Regions from separate parts of the Mus musculus genome. Here region 2 is linked to region 1. The links are chromatin loops, found by intact Hi-C in ENCODE. Cell type or tissue: left cerebral cortex. All regions are shown on one strand.

Region 1 (2,500 bases):
GGAGACACGATTTGTACACTACTCTCTGTATCTATAACATCAGGTTAGGGTTGTTATGATTTATTGGAGTGGCAAACAGATTTAGAAGCAAATAAAATAAAACTTGGCTTCCCTCTACAGCATCATAAAGAAGCATAACTATTGAGTTGTATGTGTGTGTTTCTATACTGTGTACTTATTGGCACTCCCTATTTATGCCAGACTTGTTTATGTTGTGAGACTGTGAGACTCTCAATTCGAAATGCTTGCGATCGGGTATGTTTCAGATTTAAGATAAAAAAAAATTAGAATATTTTATTTTATGTGAAAAAATGTGCTTGCTTGTTAGGAATCTCCCATGTGCCTGGTGCTCACGGAGGTCAGAAGAGGGAGTCAGATCCTCTGGAACTAGAGATGAGAATTGTTGTGAACCACCATGTGGGTGGGTGCTGGGAACTGAACTCGGATCCCCTACAGCAGCAACAAGTGCTCTTTACTGCTCGCCGTCTCTCTTGCCCTGAGACTTGAGTGTTGGGATGCACACCTGGGTGATGAAGATAGGTATCATCATGATAGGCCTAATCTGCATGTGCTCAGGTTTCCTATACTCCTTATGCACGGAACTTGAAGGAAATCTCATAATGTTTCTACTAACTTCATGCATAGTATGGTATTTTCTACTTGTGGCACGTGCAAAGGTTTTTATTTGGAAACATTTTGAATTTCAGCTTTTGGGATATTGGATGTTCAACCTACTCACATATTTATGTACACATACATACTTATATACATATGTATTAGCTTACAAATTTTGATAATGCATCTTGCATCTGTATAGTTAAATAAAACTTTATAGTTATTGCTAGTCATTAAAAACTGATTGAAGAGAAGATAGCTATGATAGTCTTATTAAAAACAGAATTTTGACTGACTGCTCTTCCTAAGGTCCTGAGTTCAAATCCAGAAACCACATGGTGGCTCACAACCATCTGTAAAGAGATCCGACGCCCTCTTCTGGAGCGTCTGAAGACAGCTACAATGTACTTTTATATAATAAATAAATACATCTTTTAAAAAAAGTAGTAAGTGTATTTCTATAGATTATCATATTAACTCTTAGTCTCCATAAAAATTGACAGTAAGAACTATATGGTTTTCAAAAGATAAGACATTTAATTAATAATTACTATTAATATGCAAATCAGAGTAAAGTAATCCTTAAGACGATAATAGAATTTTAAGTATTCTGTGTGCCAAGCATTCTGAAAACACTTCGAATATCCAAACATCATTAATTTGTCATACTTTTGGTTTTTAAATACATTTTTGCTTAAAATTGCCCTTTAATTCTTAGACACAGATACTTTACTGAATTTCATTAAGCTCATGATCTTAATTTTTAAAAATTACTTATTTTCTTTGCTTTTTGGACACAAAGTGTCACTATGCAGATATGTCTATCTTGGAACTCACTATGTAGACCAGGTTGGCCTCGAACTAGAGAGCTCCAGTGTGCCTCTAGCCTCCAGGTGCTGGAATTAAAAGCATTAGTCACCACACCCAGCCTATGTATTTTTTCATATGTATGCATGTATGTGTATGCATGTCCACATATGTGTGGGTGCACGTATTTATGTAGGTTCATGTATGTGGGTGTATACATGGAGGTCAGAAGTAGAGATTGACAGACTCTGTCTATTCTCTACATTATTCCTTGAGGCAAGGTCTCTCAATTGAACCCAGAGCTGGAAGACAGGGCCGGTCTGGCTAGCCTGGAGTTGCCTGTTCCTCCCAGGGTTGCAATTACAACCTCCCAGTGTTTATGTGCGTTCTGGGAATTTGAACCCCAGTACTCTTTCTTCCTTGCATGAAAAGCACCTTGACAACTGAGCCTTCTCTCTTCCCTGTATGATTTTTATTATTTTTTAGTAGAGTCTGACAGTTCATTCATTTAGGTTTGTTGGAAACATTTTTAAGGGTGGACTTGAAGTTTTTTCCTAAATGGCTCTCTTATAGGCCATCAACTTAAAATTTCAGTGAGGATTGCCGCACATTTGTCTTGATACTTCTCTATTTCATATTTTATGGTTACCTTAGGATAATTTACGCTTATAGATTTCACGTATGTACTTTAAACTAGTGTAGGGTTATTGATTGCTTACCATTCATTGTACTAATCGTATAAGTAGGTAGTAGAAGAGTTGTGTATTGTGAGTTGGAGAGCATGGAGTTTCAAGGTGTCTTGAGAGACACTTTTAGAATCTTCCCCCAGGTGATTCTCCTTGTTGCAACCTTTTTATTTACAGCCTGTCCAGGTGAGCAGATTTTGAAAGAGACACACTGCACCATCTTCTTCACCCTTCTGTATTTGCATGTGCTTCTCATGGGGTGGGGTGGGCCACTCGAGTTTCCTGACTTCAAGGGTTTAGCAACAAAATCAAGTTTAGTCTTAAGTGCACATGTGTACAATATGGTGTAATCGGACCTACACAATCATGTTTTCCTAACATTGCATTTAAAG
Region 2 (2,500 bases), 1.4 Mb before region 1:
TATTTGGGATAAATAATACTGGGAAATCAAGGAAACTAATAATACAGCTTTATGTTTCACTTGTATGGCATTTCTTACAGTCTCACCTATGGTTATGCTAATGTTAATACTGACTTATTTACAGATCAGAAATGAAAATGGGCTGCAGTCAGAGACACGAGCTTTACTTTTGATTTTTGCTCAAATAGAGAATGTGGGTGGTTATTTTGTACTGCAGTTTCCTTTCGTTAACTAAGGCAGTTGACCACATGCTTGGTAAAGGCCAAGCATGTGTGTGAATTATTAGTGTATGTGAATTAACCCGCAAATCCTGCAGTGGGGAAACAGATACAGCCCGTTTATCTCTAATGATTTTCTTCACCTTTTCTGGTGAAATATTTTGAGCCATAATAGGGCAAGTGAAAAGATGTGGCAATGGAGGGACTCTCTTGTTCTTTAAATCAACATAATAGGTATGGAAGATAACAAGAACTCGGGAGCTGTAACTGCTAGAGATTGTGTAGTTTACTTTAACTGTGTTTTAGGGAAAATGGTTCAAATAGGTAGTAACCAGTTTAAAATAAAACCTGATAAATTTATGAATAAGAAGTATAACTCACGTCTCCTGTCTCTTAATACTGTTTTGTTTTTCATTATGTCTTACCATGCTGGCTTTTTTTTTAAATCATGTTGAGAATATATGGAGACTCTTTCTTAGTCAGGTAACAACTGCATATGAAAGTAAGTAATGAAGATAATGTATTTTAGCAAGGGAGATTTAGCAAAATCTCTGACATTATGAAACAGAATGATACCGTAAAGAGCCATTGTTGGATTACTATAATGATTGGGAACTGTAGTTAACTGACCCAAATTGATACAACCTAGTTCCACACTGATATTATTATAGTCTGAAAAACAAAATGCTAGTTATTATCATTTACATATAGAAATAAAATGATGATTCAATATATGAACACAAAACCGTATACTATATCAAAGTACTTAAAAAGGTTGTTTATAACTTCCCATAGCAAAAGCCTCAGAGTGGCTCTCAGTAAAGTAATGGAGCAGTTTCTTCATCCAAAGGCAGCTTTTTCCTATATATCAATCTCATGATTGCAAATGTTTGGATATAAAGAAAAACCCTGCAAAGCCCACATTGCAATTATGTCTTAAAACCATGTCTCTTTTACTGCTCTTAAATGAATTGTAAATGTTTAATTGCAGCTTACACGAAATGACTCTGTATTGAAAGCAGCATGTAATCAGAGTACTTAGTGCCTCCCCTCACACAATGCACAGTGTTGTCTCAAATTCTGGGTCCTCTGAGGACAGGGCTGCTTTGGAATTGGGCCTTGAAACTGGAGTTGGAAGAATGGAGTTGAAGAGGAGGTGGTACAAGAATAATTTTAAATATATTTTTTTGTTTGTTTGTCTTCCTGCAAGTGTTGAAGTTTGCACGAATGTAAGTTAAAGTTCTCCACTTAAAATTTCAGATTCTATGCTCTGGGAGTGAGAAAGCTACCCGTATCCTTGGCCATTAGCAATATAGATTCTGTGCTGCTGGGCAAAAGGTAGACTTGGACTGGACAAGAATTTTAATCCAAGCTAAGGGTCATGAGGTAACTTTATTTGGAGGATAAATGATCATCACAAGAGCAATCCTTTCTAGTACAGACTCCATTGGATACCACACAATAAAACTATTCTCAACAAATGCATGTGGTTATTACTAGTTTCCCATAAAGTCAAATAATTTCATTGAGGTTAAATAAATTCTTGAAGCCCTAAAAGCTGAGGAATAAGATGACATATTTCAGGAGTGCTAGCTAGCTCTTTCATCTTACTGTGTTGCACATGGCTAGGCTGTAGAATATATTATTAAGGCAGCATATTATATTTACTCAGCAATTTCTGAAACTGAAGGGTGTCTTTGGGATATAATATTTTATAAGGATTGTTCTAAGTCTTTGATATACTACTTTTTGGTAAATATCTCCCTTACTTTTCAGCCCCGAAGTTTAGTTATATTTCCTGATGGGAAGGCTATGACCTTTTTCTGAAACCAGAGTCCTTGGTGAGTTCAATATGATACTTTATGTATAATGCACCTTAAAGAGAAAAGCAACCTTATCCACTGAGATTTTAAAACCTGCTTTTATACTTAGAAATGAATACCTTTAGAAACCTCCTATCTTCAGATCTATCCTCGGGGCAAAAGGAGGAATCCTGGTTATTCCTGCCACGTTTGTCTCTCTGTGGCTTCTGTAATCTTCATAACAGGCTATCTTATCTTCGCGACTCCTTCCCCTCTTCACCCAGTGCTCCAAGACAAATTCTAGTGGATAGATACACTTTATCACCCACCAATGAAAGGCTTTCAGCTATGCCTCATGGGATTCCTAATTAACAACCCTTCTTCTTACAGCTGAAAGCTAAGAAAAAGGTCCAGAGAGGCAGACATGCAGCAAGTAAGATCCTATCTGTGTACTGACAGAGGTCAAACCGTCACAGCGAA

What was found. A loop is a pair of places that touch in the nucleus more often than their neighbours do. Peaks named below come from ENCODE experiments on the same cell type or tissue, not always from the same donor. Only the 100,000 strongest peaks of a DNase experiment are listed, where the experiment ranks them.
Region 2: a loop joins it to region 1, with 4 times the contacts of the local background. A loop is called at or near these places in 7 of 42 quality-filtered maps.

What each region holds. Positions count from the first base shown.
Region 1 is chr16:46,490,211-46,492,710 of GRCm38, reverse strand. All of the region lies in intron 1 of Nectin3 (nectin cell adhesion molecule 3), which reads left to right. Among named protein-coding and RNA genes, the nearest start is that of Nectin3, 5.5 kb to the left of the region's middle. In left cerebral cortex, a CTCF peak has its summit at 994 (motif pointing left); no DNase peak of the experiment used is centred here.
Region 2 is chr16:47,871,784-47,874,283 of GRCm38, reverse strand. No RefSeq gene overlaps it. Among named protein-coding and RNA genes, the nearest start is that of Gm52257, 180 kb to the left of the region's middle. In left cerebral cortex, no CTCF peak of the experiment used is centred here; a DNase peak (open chromatin) is centred at 1,320.